2 separate regions of the Homo sapiens genome follow, and region 1 is linked to region 2. A link is an interaction called in ENCODE POLR2A ChIA-PET data of the cell type or tissue named here. Cell type or tissue: PC-9. All regions are shown on one strand. Each heading gives the region's core, and the rest is flanking DNA. Links, peaks and the distances in the headings are about the cores only.

Region 1 (7,661 bases), core at 1,102-6,101, 320 kb after region 2:
GAGATCCCGCCACTGCATTCCAGCCTGGGCAACAGGGTGAGATACTGTCTCAAAAAAGAAAAAAAAAAGTAAGGAAGTAGGGAGAGTGGTGAGAGCAAGATGAAGGGCAAGCTAGCTGAGAGTTCCAATATTATCTACCTGCGATAAATGTTTAAAGACATTTAAAATACAACCTCATAAGAAGTTTTTTAACTTCACTGACAGAAAAGGCTCTCAGATCCTCTAAAAGCCTTTCTTAGAATAGGCAAGGTAATAAGCTCTTTATTCTTAGTGTTTTCTACTGGCCTATACAGCTTGTATGCTGAGTAAATGACAAAATATTGTCTTTCCCAGGATGACTGGCACTGACTCAGTCACCATCAGCAGCTCTTACATAGCACGTGCTAGATCACAAAGTCCAGAGACAAGGGCCTGTGGCACGATGATGTTCAATAACATACATCAGTCCTAAACCCATGAACTTGGCCTCATTAGTAAGACTCACTGTTTTTTGTTTTTGAGGGTCTCGCTCTGTTGCCCAGGCTGGAATGCAGCGGTGTCATCTCGGCTCACTGCAACCTCCGCCTCCTGGGCTCAAGCAATCCTCCCACCACGGCTTCCCAAGTAGCTTGAACTACAGGTGTGCACCACCACGCCCGGCTAATTTTTGTATTTTTTGTAGAGAAGGGGTTTTGCCATGTTGCCCAGGCTGGTCTTGAACTCCTGGGCTCAAGCGATCCACCCCCTCTTGGCCTCACAAAGTGCTGGGATTACAGGTGCAAGCCCCCGCATCTGGCCAACTCACTCTTAACTAACAACTGTTAGTAAGCAACCTTAAAATTCCTTGAAAAACTTCCTTGATATAAGACAGGGAGCTAATAAAGAATTTAGCCAGGAAGAAAAAGAATTTAGCTGGGTACAGTGGCTCATACCTATAATCCCAACACTCTGGGAAGCTCAAGTGAGAGGACTGCATGAGCCCACAAGTTTGAGACCAGCCTGGGCAACATCATGAAACCCTGTTGCTACCCAAAAAGAAAAAAAAAAATTAGATGGGTGTGGTGACATGTGTCTGTAGTCCCAGCTACTTGGAAGGCTGAGGTGGGAGGATTGCTTGAGCCCAGAGGTCGAGGCTGCAGTGAGCTGTGATGGCACCACTGCACTCCAGCCTAGGCAACAGAGCAAGATCGTCTCAAAAACCAAAACAAAAAAATAATCTAACTACTATCCAGATTAGAGGTTTTTAAACGATCTTAAAAGCAGAACTGTTTTTCTCCTAAACATGAAAGTCAGGCTGTTCAGGTCAAAGATAGAGGAGGGAGAGGCAGGCCCCAACTGTCAGTCTCTCTTGGCCCTCAGGATAACCTCTTGGGAAATATGAGAACTAGATGAAATAATTCAAACAATAGATAATTCATCAATATTATATCTGGCTTTGACATAAATGGTTTTTTGAACAATAAATTTTTCTATCTTTAGAATCAATGTATTTAACATACCATCAGTGCTAATAAATGTGCATCTTCAAATTGATGGAATATGGCATTTAAAGTTTGTAAACCCTTATCACCTAAAAGTAAAGAGAAATGTCTAGACATTTGTAAAGTGGCAATAAGTACGAGCTAACATTTTTTGAGCATTTACCATACACTATGACCTGTTTTGGGTGCTTTACATTTAATCCTCATACGTACGCTATCTCCATTTTGCAGATGAGAAAAGATACAGAGATGAAATGACTCCCTCAAGATCACAGAGATCCGGGCTAAGAAGGCTGCTTCAGGTTAAAAATTGTCTCCAAGGAAGCTCATGCACATAACCCACAGAAAGTCTGTTTAAATGCTAAGGGCCATAAAGTTGAGTCTGACTTTTTTTTTGAGACAGAGTCTCTCTCTCTTTTCCAGGCTGAAGTGAAGTGGCATGATCTCGACTCACTGCAACCTCTGCCTCCCGGGTTCAAGTGCTTCTTGTGCCTCAGCCTCCCAAGCAGCTAGGACTACAGGCACAAGCCATCATGCCCAGCTAATGTTTTGTATTTTCAGCAGAAACAGGGTTTCCCCATGTTGCCAAAGCTGGTCTTGAACTCCTGAGTTTAGGCAATCCACCCTCCTTGGCCTCCCAGAGTAAGCTAGGATTACAGGAGTGAGCCACTGTGCCCGGTTTTTTGTTTTGTTTTGTTTTGAGATGGAGTCCCGCTCTGTTTCCCAGGCTGGAGTGCGGTGGCATGATCTCTGCTTACTGCAACCTCCGCCTCCCAGGTTCAAACGATTCTCCTGCCTCAACCTCCTGAGTAGCTGGGACTACAGGCACTGGCCACCAAGCCTGGCTAATTTTTTTGTATTTTTAGTAGAGACAGGTTTTCACTGTATTAGCCAGGATAGTCCTGATCTCCTGACCTCATGATCCACCTGCCTTGGCCTCCCAAAGTGCTGGAATTACAGGCATGAGCCACCGTGCCCAGAATTTTTTTTTTTTTTTTTTTTTTAGAGATGAGGGATCACTCTGCCCAGCTAATTTTTTTTGTATTTTTAGTAGAGACAGAGTCTGGCCATGTTAGCCAGGGTGGTCTCGAACTCCTGACCTCAAATGATCTGCCTGCCTCAGCCTCCCGAAATGTTGGGATTACAGATGTGAGCCTCCGCACCCTGCCCAAACTTTTAACTGGAAAAGAGAAAAAAGACAAATAATAGAAATAACTTGGGAAAAGTATATTCTCTTTAAAGTATTACTTTTTGGTCAGCTTGCAATGCCCTTTACTTCTTTCTTCCTGTTACATGCCTAGCTCAATAAGTAAGTTAGGCCCCCTGCTTTGGAAAACTCCATGTTCACCTACTCTCATGCTCCAGAGAGCCAAGTAAACAGATAAAAGGATCAAGCGGGAAGCAGACCTCTCAGGAGCTGGAGGCCTGTAAGCCCAACAATGCTTTAGGCTAAACAGACTAAACTTTATGCTAAACCGTGTGAAAATGGACAAGTGAGATTTCCTGAAAACAAAATCCACAGCTTTCATCAGATTCTATAAGGGGTTCACAACCATTCTTAGAATGGTCCCCTCTTGGACTTCCAATCCCTAGAGGATGGGACTAGATTAATCTAGACTAACACTAGGTCATCTAAAACTATAATTGTATTTTCTCTAAACAAGTTTTTAAACAGCTATCTAGTTTAGTCCACATCACATACAATTCACCTCATTTAAAATGTTGTTAGTGATTTTAATCTCATTTCAAAATGTTGTTAGTGAACTATGTTTCAACTTTCTCATTTATATTCATATCCACAGAACACCTGAATAAAAGTAACACATATCAGACCTTCAATTGTTGAACTTAATTCCCCAGTTTATCTGGTGTAATTTGTAAAGTTTCTATGAACTTTCCTGAATTGAGACATACTTGCACTTCCTAGTTTTTTGGGGGTTTTCCCCCCTGAAATTGCAGGTACTGTAAAAGCAACATGTGGGCAGCACCCCCTCTTTTTTTTTTTTTGAGACAGAGTCTCGCTCTGTCACCCAGGCTGGAGTGCAGTGGCGTGATCTCAGCTCACTGCAAGCTCCGCCTCTCGGGTGCATGCCATTCTCCTGCCTCAGCCTTCCGAGTAGCTGGGACTACAGGCACCCGCCACCACGCCTAATTTTTTGTATTTTTAGTAGAGATGGGGTTTCACCATGTTAGCCAGGATGGTCTCGATCTCCTGACCTCGTGATCCGCCCACCTCGGCCTCCCAAAGTGCTAGGATTACAGGCGTGAGCCACTGCGCCCGGCCACCCTCTTTTTTTTTTTTTAAACAAAATATTTCATAAGTATTCCTTCCTGTTTTAATTTTTCCATTTCCCCAACTTTAATTAATTATACTTACAACCATATTTTGGTTTATCTTCTACCAGGATTTCTTCCATGCATACAATAAAATGTACAAACACTCAAATACACAAAATTTTCCTTTTTTTTTTCCCCCCAGATGGAGTCTTGTTCTGTTGTCCAGGCTGGAGTGCAGTGGCATGATCTCAGCTCACTGCAGCCTCTGCCTCCCGGGTTCAAGCAATTCTCCTGCCTCAGCCTCCCAAGTAGCTGGGACTACAGGCGTGCACCACCACACCCAGCTAATTTTTGTATTTTTTAGTACAGACAGGGTTTCGACATGTTGGCCAGGCTGGAACTCCTGACCTCAAGTGATGGGCTCACCTTGGCCTCCCAAAGTACTGGGATTACAGGCATGAGCCACCATGTCTGGCCTCAAATACACAGAATTTTCAAATTCAATATTATACTAAGTATAATACTGCACAACCTACTTTTTTGCACCTAACAATGATAAACATTTTCTCGTAAGCAGCCATTATTAAAGGATCAGAGCCACAAATGGCCTAAAGCTTGACTCTGCCAATAGCATCCTTGCATATTCACAACCAATAAATAGAACTACCTCCCTAATCTAGCTCACCTCCCATTTAGTTATATGATCTTTCCATGAGTATATAAGCACCTAAACCAGAGGTCGTCTCACCTGAGAGACACCCTATTTTAGAGGCACTCAGATGAGGCAAACAGAGCATGCAAAAAACATTTTTAAAAATCTCTTTTTGGCCAGGCATGATGGCTCATGCCTGTAATCCCAGCACTTTGGGAGGCCAAGGCAGGAACATCTCTAGCACCCAGGAGTTTGAGACCAGCCTCGGCAACATAGCAAGACCCTATCTCTACAAAAAAAAAAAAAAAAAAAATCAGACAGGCATGGCAGTGCACGCCTGTAGCCCTAATTTGGATGCTGAGGTAGGAAGATTGCTTGAGTCCAGAAATTTGAGGCTGCAGTGAGCCATGATCGTGCCACTGCACTCCAGTCTGGCTGACAGAGCAAGACCTTGTTTCAAAAAATAAAATAATTTAAAAAATCTCTTTTCCTATTTCCTCCCCAAATGCCCACACACTGGGTGTAACTCTCAAATCCCCCGTATTTCCTCTCTGCTCCCCAAACAGCTTCCTACTGTGGTGAGAGCTGGGAGGTGGGAGGAGGAATCTAATTCTTTCTATAGTTCCTGTTTCTTTACCATGGCAGTACTGTCAACAATGGACAACAAATTGCTGGATGCAGCAGTAGCAATTTACATATGGTAGCTAAGCTAATGCACAGCTTTCTCTGGGCAGAATTACTAACGCTTCTACCTATCATTGCAGTTTGAACCCAATGTTCCAGGCACACCAGTGTTAAGTATTTGCCTGGTGGCTTCTACCTTCAAAGGCACAGGGAATGATACACAGAAGTAATACACAGAAGTGAGGGAGGTGGAGGGAGTGGGAGCTCTGAACCCACCGAGGGAGGGTGCTCGCTCCAAGGACTGTGACACCAGACAAAGTACCTAATTCAAACCCAAAGGCTCAGTCATTCAACCTTTCCATAATATTCATGATCACTTGCTCAAATCTGGCATGTTCTAAGACCACAGTTCCTTCTTAGTTTCACTGCCCTGCCATGAGGCCAAATCTGTCTTATCTAGTGAGTCACTACTGCTCCTCTTTCCAACTGCATTTTGATTTCAGCCCACTTGTGCAGCTCATCAGGGCTGCACCATATGTTAGTACCATGTAGGCAGAATGTGACTAATTTTTTTCTCAAGCCCTGTCAGAGCGACTTTTAAAATCACCTTATAATCTTGATGTCTCTTGCGGAGTCATTATAACACATAACCTTTGGAAAGGACTATAATTATTTTTCTGAGTGCTCAAAGGAGATTCTTCAGCATTTTCATTCCCATTTTTCAGATGAAGGAACTAAAGGGAAGATAAGGGATTAAGAGACCTGGGTTCCACAACCAACCACTGGGACTTGGACTTTCTTGAGTCACAGTGCTGTATTTGGTAAAATAAGGCAGCTTGTAAAATGCCTTTTATTGGGAAACTCAAAATATTACTTTGCCTCTCTTTATTATTTACTTATTTATTTTTTTTTAGATAGAGTCTTGCTCTGTCACCCAGGCTAGAGGGTAGTGGTGCAATCTTGGCTCCCTGCAACCTCTGCCTCCCGGGTTCAACATGGTGAAACCCTATCTCTACTAAAAATACAAAAATTAGCTGGGCATGGTGGCAGGCGCCTGTAATCCCAGCTACTTGGGAGGCTACGGCAGGAAGAATTGCTTGAACCCAGGAGGTGAACTGAAATCATGTCACTGCACTCCAGCCTGGGTGACAGAGCAAGACTCTGTCTCAAAATAAAAAATAAAAATAAAAAGAGAGAGAGAAAAGGACTGAATGGCCCATGGACCACAAATGTTTTTTGAATTGGTCAAGATCATAATAAGTGAGTGAAAGTAATGCTCTAATACACTGAAAGTAAAATAGAGATGACTTGCAGATTTAGCTAGTATCACCAAATTCCCCCGAATTTAGTTTAAAAGGAAGGCGAGCAGCTGCTTCCACCTCCTCTAGGCAACCTGCCTCTTCTCCAACAATAATAGCAATAATGGTTGCTACAGCTGATAATTAAGCTCATCTCAAGAGGGTTTCTTAAATCTTCCGGGTATTGCAGATCCTATGTTTATTCTAGCAACTCTTTAGGGTAATTGCTTGACTGACATTGCAATTATTAGGCCTCCCCATCTCCATTAATAATATTCTCTTTTTTTTTTTTTGTTTGAGACAGAGTCTCGCTCTGTCGCCTAGGCTGGAGTGCAGTGGCATGATCTTGGCTCACTGCAATCTCTGCCTCCCAGTTGTAAGCAATTTTCCTGCCTCAGCCTCCCCAGTAGCTGGGACTACAGGCCCAAGCCACCAAGCCTGGCTAATTTTTATATTTTTTTAGTAGAGACAAGGTTTCATCATGTTGGCCAGGCTGGTTTTGAACTCCTGACCTCAGGTGATCCACTTGCCTCAGTGTCCCCAAGTGCTGGGATTACAGACATGAGCCACCACGCCCAGCTCACTAGTATTTTTCAATGGATAATATCACTTGCAAAATATAAAAAGGGATAGTATCTCATCAATATTGAAAACTGAGCTGAGCACAGTGGCTCACACTTATAATCTCAGCACTTTGGGAGGACTGCTTGAGCCCACAAGTTCCAGACCAGCCCAGGCAATATAGTGAGACTTATCTCTACAAAAAAATTCAAAAATTAGCTGGGTGTGGTGGCACGTGCCTGTAGTCCCAGTTACTTGGGAAGCTGAGGCGGGAGAATCACTTGAGCCCAGGAGGTCGGGCTGCAGTGAACTGTGATCATGCCACTGCACTCCAGCCTGGACAACTGAGAGAGAGCCTGTCTAAAAAAACAAACAGAGAAAAAAAAAAAAAAAAAAAGACATGCCCTTTGAATTCAGCAATCCCAGTTCTAGAAATATAGTTTACAAATAATCTTGTATCTGATGTATACAAAGTATGCAAAGGGGCATTCATAAGAACATTGTTTACATCAGCAAAACCTGAAAACATATGCCCATTAATTGAAGGCTATTAAATACAGTATAACCATACAACAGAACACTATGTAGCTATTAAAGAAAATAAGGCAGCTAACTGATCAAGACGTATTCATATAATAAGAAAGGAATTACACATGGCTTGTATATGAACAGAGTATCTCTGGATGGATAAAGAAATAACTGCTAACAGTAGTTGTAGAGGTGGAACAGTGGTTGAATTGTTTACATGTGAACACGTTACCTATTCTACAGAAATTTTTTTTTTTTTGA
Region 2 (7,661 bases), core at 1,767-6,766:
ATCTTAATTGCCCCTGAGGTACTGTAGGGGAAAAAAAACAACAAAATAAAACCCAGAGCATAGGGGGCTGCTTCTAAGCTGAAAGTAGACAGACATGCCTTTGGAAAGCCAGCTCCAAGCTAATGCTACCCCCAGGGCTCCCATTCTGCGCTCTATGGCCAGAGCCCTTAACATCCACACTGCTCCATCAGTGCTGTCCTCAACCCAGAGTTCAAGATGAGATGTCAGTGGACAGAGGGCTGCATAAAGACAGAAATCTGGTCGGGCGCGGTGGCCCACGCCTGTAATCCCAGCATTTTGGGAGGCCGAGGCGGGTGGATCATCTGAGGTCAGGAGTTTGAGACCAGCCTGGCCAACATGGTGAAACCCCATCTCTACTAAAAATACAAAAATTAGCTGGGCATGGTGGCGGGTGCCTGTAATCCCAGCTACTTAGGAGGCTGAGGCAGGAGAATCGCTTGAACCTGGGAGGTGGAGGTTGCAGTGAGCTGAGATCGTGCCATTGCACTCCAGCCTGGGCGACAAGAACAAAACTCCATCTCAAAAAGAAAAAGAAAAAAAATGACAGAAATCTAAGGCTGGGCACAGTGGCTCACGCCTGTAATGCCAGCACTTTGTGAGGCTGAGGCAGGTGGATCACCTGAGGTCAGGAGTTCAAGACCAGCCTGGCCAATAATGAAACCCCATCTCTACTAAAAACACAAAAAAACTAGCAGGCGTGGTCGTGGACGCCTGTAGTCCCAGCTACTTGGGAGGCTGAGACAGGAGAATTGCTTGAACCCGGGAGGCTTAGGTAGCTGAGATTGCGCCACTGCTCTCCAGCCTGGTCGAAGGAAACTTTCTCTCAAAAAGAAAAAAAGACAAATCTAGCAAGGCATTTGGCTCAGGGTACCAATGGGCAGATTGGTCCATAGCCAGATTTCACGCCACTCACAGACTCACCTTGAGTTTCTGGAATATCCTAACCACTGTGCCTTCATTTGTTTATTTATGCATTCATTCACCCAGCCAAGAAAACACTTGAGTTTTTACTCCATGCTAAGGCTATGCTAGGAATGTTGGGAGTACAAAGTTAAATAAGGCAGAGTCCAAGTGTACCGTAATGATGCAAGGCAGATAGGAAGTATTGAGAGAAAACAGGCAGAAGGGACGGCCTTTCACAGGACATGACACTGATAGGTCTTGATGAGTAGGAATTAGTCACGTGGACAGGCATTCTAGGCAGGAGCTTCAGGGTGTGCCAAGCCCCAGGGGTGTTACCATATGACTTTGTGACCTAGCAATTCTACTTTTTGGTATTTACCCTGGACGAACATGTACAAATGCAGAAAGAGGTACAATGATGTTTGCATATAGTACTGTTTGCAACAGGGGAGAACTGAAAACAAATGTTCATCATGAAGGCAATAGTTGAACAACCTAAAGTTCATTCATGCTGTGGATTACTCTGCAAAAACTCAAGAACAAGCTAGAGGCAGGAGTTCGAGACCAGCCTGGCCAACAAAGTGAAACCCCTTCTCTACTAAAAATACAAAAATTAGCCAGGTGTGGTGGCGTGTGCCTTTAGTCCCAGCTACTTGGGAAGCTGAGACAGGAGAATCGCTTGAACCCAGGAGGCGGAGGTTGCAGTGAGCTGAGATTGCGCCATTGCACTCCAGCCTGGGAAGCGAGAGCAAAACTCCATCTCAAACAAAAACAAACCAAAAAAAAAAAAAAAAAAAAAAAAAGAACAAGGTAGAGAGAGACATATTCTTTTTTTTTTTTTTTCGAGACGGCGTCTTGCTCTGTCGCCCAGGCTGGAGTGTAATGGCGCAATCTCAGCTCACTGCAACCTCCACCTCCCGGGTTCAAGCGATTCTCCTGCCTCAGCCTCCTGAGTAGCTGGGATTACAGGCACGTGCCACCACGCCTGGCTAATTTTTGTATTTTTAGTAGAGACGGGGTTTCACCATGTTGGTCAGGCTGGGCTCAAACTCCTGACCTCATGATCCACCCGCCTTGGCCTCCCAAACTGCTGGGATTACAGACATGAGCCACCGCACCCAGCCAAGAGATGTATTCTTATAAGAAGACCTCCAAGACGATGTCAAGGGAAAAAAGCAAAATGCAAAACACACTAAATCTTCACAGAAAATATACTTCATACTGATTTTGGCGTTTATCTTTAGGCAGAGGTCTAGAATTGGTAAGGGACATTTTTGTAATGTTAGAAAATTTACAATGAGAATGTACCTATGTGTAAATTATGTAACTAAAATTAAAAACTGGGGGGTGGGCGAGTGGGTATTTGTATCTAAAATAGTGCTGTCCAATTATTTTCTGCAGTGGTGGGAATGTTCTATAGCTGTGCTGGCCAATATGATAGCCACTAGTAGCATGAGACTGTTGAGCACTTGAAATGTGGCTATTGAAAACATAAACTTGCCGGGTGCAGTGGCTCACGCCTGTAATCCCAGCACTTCGGGAGGCCGAGGTTGGGTGGATCACCTGAGGCTGGGAGTTCAAGACCAGCCTGACCAACATGGAGAAACCCCATCTCTACTATACAAAATTAGCCGGGCATGGTGGCTCATGCCTGTAATCCCAGCTACTCAGGAGGCTGAGGCAGGAGAATTGCTTGAACCTGGGAGGCGGAGGTTGTAGTGAGCTGGGATTGCTCCATTGCACTCCAGCCTGGGCAACAAGAGCGAAACTCCGTCTCAAAAAAAAAAGAGAAAACATAAACTTTTAATTAAAAAAAAATTTTTTTAACAACTGGTAATCAATTTATTAAAATTGTTGACTTAAGCATCCTGCAATGGTGACTTCCACCTCAACTCCTGGCTCAATACTGATGGAAGTAATCTGCTTAACAATCTCAGAAGGACTGTGCAAGTCAATGAGTCGCTGGTGGATTCTCATCTGGAAACGATCCCATGTCTTAGAACCTTCACCACAAGGGGTTTTTCTTGTAGTGATTCTCAAAGTCTTGGTAAGCATTCGGACTGGTCCTTTCACTTTGAGATTCTTTTCCTTTGCGCCTCTGATCAAGTCAGCACACACCTTTTCCAGGGATTTTATGTTGCGGCTTGTTAGGGTGATTCGAATTCAGTGAATCGCCACCTCCGGCTCCACGGGTGTTTTTCCGGTATCCTTAAAAGCCATGGCTGCTGCGTGGCTTCCTGACCGACTTTTTCCTCAGCGAGAGTGAACAGCAGTGAGTCAGGAGCAGGAGAGTGCGGACGAGAGACTCACAGCACCTACGACCGCGTCTTCCTCCAATTTAAAAATTTTGAAATTAGGCCAGGCGTGGTGGCTCATGCCTGTAATCCCAGCACTTTGGGAGGCCGAGGCAGGAGGACCACTTTAGGCCAGGAGTTCGAGACCAGCCTGGCCAAGATGGTGAAACCACGTCTCTACTAAAAATACAAAAATTAGTCTGGCATGGTGGTATGCACCTATAGTCCCAGCTACTCAGGGCAGGGCTGAGGCAGGCGAATTGCTTGAACTCAGGAGGCAGAGGTTATAGTGAGCCAAGATTGTACCACTGCAGTCCAGCCTGGATGACAGAGCGAGACTCTATGTCAAAAAAAAAAAAGAAAAATTAGCTGAGTGTCGTGGCACATACCTGTAGTGCCAGCTACTGAGGAGGCTGAGGTCACCGGAGCCTGAGAGGTCAAGGCTGCAGTGAGCAGTGATTGGGCCACTGCACTCCAGCCTGGGCAACAGAGTGGGATCCTGTCACAAAAAAAAAAAAAAAAAAAAAAAAAAAAAATTAACAACTACATGTGAGTAGTGGCTACTGTATTGGACTGTGCAGGTCTCGAATCTCTAGAATAATGAGGTCATGATGGGGTGGAGGTATCAGAGGCATTTGAACCAGAGAGACTCCAGCTTGAATAGGGGCTGGGTAAAATAAGGCTCAGACCTACTGGGCTGCATTCCAAGGAGGTTAGGCATGCTGAGTCCAGCTGATAAAAGGATGCGATAAAGAAGCTGGCCAAAACCTACCAAAACCAATATGGCAATGTGACCTCTGGTCATCCTCACTACTCATTATACGCTAAATCTAATACATTAGCATGCTAAAAGACACTCCTACCAGTGCCAGGACAGTTTACGGATGCCATGGCAATGTCAGAAATTTACTCTATGTAGTCTAAAAAAGGGAGAAACCCACAGTTCCGGGAATTGCCCACCCCTTGACCAGAAAGCTCCTGAATAATCCACCCCTTGTTTAGCATATAATCAAAAAATAACTTAAGTATTCTTAGGGCCGGGCGCAGTGGCTCACGCCTGTAATCCCAGCACTTTGGGAGGCCAAGGCGGGTGGATCACGAGGTCAGGAGATCAAGACCATCCTGGCTAACAAGGCGAAACCCCGTCTCTACTAAAAATACAAAAAATTAGCCAGGCGTGGTGGCGGGCGCCTGTAGTCCCAGCTACTTGGGAGGCTGAGGCAGGAGAATGGGGTGAACCCAGGAGGCGGAGCTTGCAGTGAGCCGAGATAGCGCCACTGCACTCCAGCCTGGGCGACAGAGCGAGACTCCGTCTCAAAAAAAAAAAAAAAAAAGGTATTCTTAGGTGAGCAGCCCTTGCTGCTGCTCTGCCTGTGGAGTAGCTTTTTTTTTTTTTTTGAGACAGAGTCTTATTCTGTCACCCAGGCTGGAGTGCAGTGGTGCGACCTCAGCTCACTGCAACCTCTGCCTTCTGGGTTCAAGCGATCCTCCTGCCTCAGCCACCAAAGTAGTTGAGATTACAGGTGTGCACCACCATGCCTGGCTAATTTTTGTATTTTTGTAGAGACGGGTTATTGCCATGTTGGCCAGGCTGGTCTCAAACTCCTGACCTCAGGTGATCCACTTGCCTCAGCCTCCCAAAGTGCTGAGATTACAGGCATAAGCCACCGTTCCTGGCCAGAGTAGCCATGCTTTATTCCTTTGCTTTCTTAATAAACTTGCTCTCACTTTATTCTATGGATTCGCCTCAAATTCTCTTTCACCAGACCCAAGAACCCTCTCCTGGGGTCTGGATCAGGACACCTTTCTGGTAACAGAAGCAGATGGAAGATGAAGCTGGAAAGATAGGTTGGGATTGGATGGTGAAGATTTGCAAAGTGGGCTAGGGAATTTGGACGCTACCCTATAGGCAGTGGGAAGTGTCCATGAGAGTAGGTAGATCAGATTTCCCCTTTTATTTTATTTATTTATTTTTTTGAGACAGAGTCTCGCTCTGTCGCCCAGGCTGGAGTGCAGTGGTGCAATCTTGGCTCACTGTAACCTCCGCCTCCCGGGTTCAAGCAATTCTCCTGCCTCAGCCTCCCAAGTAGCTGGGATTACAGATGCCTGCTACCATGGCTAATTTTTGTATTTTTAGTAGAGACGGGGTTTCATCATCTTGGCCAGGCTGGTCTTGAACTCCTGACCTCGTGATCCACCTGCCTTGGCCTCCCAAAGTGCTGGGATTACAGGCATGAGCCACGGCGCCCAGCCAGATTTCCCCTTTTTAATGATAACTCTGGCCACCCTGCCGAGAGTAGATCAGAGCCGGCTAAGTGCTGCAGGCAGGGCTGTCTCCTCTGAAGGCTGCTTTGTGAGTTTCCCTCCGTGGCCTCTGGACATTGCCCCAGGATTCCTGACAGGCAGCTGAGTAAAGTATTCTAATTTCACAGCTATGTTTTTCAGAGCTCAGGCAGTCCCGTGTAAAGACTGGTCCCAGTTATTGAGAGCAGTTAACCTCAGTGGGGCAGGCTGTTTATAGGTTACCAAGGCAGACCGATGGCACTCGGGTGAAAATGAATCGCAGGTTTCAACAGTGCAGCCTATAGAGAAAGTTTCTCCAGGGTCAGGAAGTTACCCTATTAAAAAAAAAAAAAATGATGTTACCCTATATAGTCTAAAAAGGGGAGGAACCGGTAGTTCCGGGAATCTGCCATTGCCCCAGGCAGATTCTTTAGCTGGTCCCCGCCTCAGCAGGAGACGCCCCAGGAGTTGCCATTGTGTACTCCGGGTTTCAGCTCTGTTGGCCGGGAGGCTCCTGCTCCAGAAGCCTACCCTGGTGCACTTGGGCACCCATTGTGTGACCAACACCAGGCTGGGTGCTCAGTCCTTAATTCGAAGAAAGCAGGCCAGGTGCGGTGGCTCACGCCTGTAATCCAAGCATTTTGGGAGGCCGAGGAGGGTGGATCACTTGAGGTCAAGAGTTCAAGACCAGCCTGACCAACATGGTGAAACCCTGTCTCTACTAAAAATACAAAAATTAACCGGGCATAGTGGCGCACGCCTGTAGTCCCTGCTACTCAGGAGACTGAGGCAGGAGAATTGCTTGAACCGGGGAGGCAGAGGTTGCAGTGAGCTGAGATGGCGCCACTACACTCCAGCCTGGGTGACAGAGCGAGACTCCGTCTCAAGACAAAAAAAGAAAGCAGACAAGATGTCTACTTCATGGAATTTTCCACTGAAATCAAATAAAGGTCCAAAAACATCATTACCAATTGTCATGAGTGTTTGAAGGAAAAAAAAAAGGGACAGTGTGCTGGAAGAGGATAGTGGGAGTGTGGCTTCAGGGAGTTTAAGCCTCCACCCAAAAAGACCCAGAAGACAAATGGAAGTTAAGAAGGTGAAGAGGGGACCTAGGGAACGGCATTCCAGGCGGAACAACTGAAGACTGATGTATGAAAAGGTCCTTACATGAGAACTTGACCTTCCAGGTCAGAAGGGTGGAGTGGGCAGGGCACGGTGAATGAGCGGGTGAGAGGCCTAGAATGAGGTGGGAGAGGCAGGCAGCACCCAGACACTACCAGGCTTTGTGAGTTCTGTTCCGAGTGCAAGAGGGGGCCCTTGGAGGGATTTAAGCAGAGGAGGGAACTGAATGGCCTTTTTGGATGTTGCATGAGGAATGGATTAGAGCAAGGAATTAGCAAACCATGGCCTATATGGCCCACAGCTAAGACTGGTTTTTACTTTTTTTCTTTTTTTTTTACTTTTATTTATTATTATTATTATTATTTTATTATACTTTAAGTTCTAGGGTACATGTGCACAACGTGCAGGTTTGTTACATATGTATATATGTGCCATGTTGGTGTGCTGCACCCTTTCTTTTTTTTCTACAGAGACAAGGTCTCCCTGTGTTCCTCAGGCTGGTCTTGAACTCCTGGGCTCAAGTGATCCTCCTGCCTTGGCTCCCCAAAGTGTTGGGATTTCAGGCGTGAGCCATTGCACTGGGCCGGTTTTTACCGTTTTAAATTGATGAAAAAAATAATAAAAAGAAGACTATTTTGTGACGCACAAAGGTTATAGGAAATTCAAATTTTGGCATCTACAAATAAAGTTGGATTGGAACACAGCCACACTCATTTATTTATAAATTGCCTTTGGCTGTTTTCACACCACAATGGTAGAGTTAGTACCGTAGGTGCGACAGAAATCATATGGCTCAGACAGCCTAAAATATTTACTATCTGCCCCTTACACAAAAACTGGCCTGACTCATGGATTAGAAAGAGAGAAAAAGCAGGGAAATCCAATTAAGAAGTATCTGCGGTAGATGGTACGGGGTCAGATGACCACAGAAGATGAACAGGGTGGCAGCCATGGAGGTATGAGATATGCATGGGGCCGGGCAAGGTGGCTCATGCCTGTAATCTCAGCACTTTGGGAGGCCAAGGAGGGCGGATCACC

What was found. Peaks named below come from ENCODE experiments on the same cell type or tissue, not always from the same donor. Only the 100,000 strongest peaks of a DNase experiment are listed, where the experiment ranks them.
Region 1: POLR2A ChIA-PET joins it to region 2 with 17 read pairs; 1 of 35 experiments calls an interaction of 5 or more read pairs at or near these places.

The regions. Positions count from the first base shown.
Region 1 is chr11:47,510,011-47,517,671 of GRCh38, forward strand. The region is part of intron 1 of CELF1 (CUGBP Elav-like family member 1); the gene reads right to left. Among named protein-coding and RNA genes, the nearest start is that of CELF1, 39 kb to the right of the region's middle. RefSeq lists an enhancer at 241-1,115 and a silencer at 3,550-3,689. In PC-9, for the core only: no CTCF peak of the experiment used is centred there; a DNase peak (open chromatin) is centred at 3,475; H3K27ac peaks cover 5,000 bases.
Region 2 is chr11:47,188,399-47,196,059 of GRCh38, forward strand. It overlaps the pseudogene RPS20P26. Among named protein-coding and RNA genes, the nearest start is that of PACSIN3, 5.8 kb to the left of the region's middle. In PC-9, for the core only: no CTCF peak of the experiment used is centred there; DNase peaks (open chromatin) are centred at 2,933, 3,913 and 5,843; H3K4me3 peaks cover 1,033 bases; H3K27ac peaks cover 4,282 bases.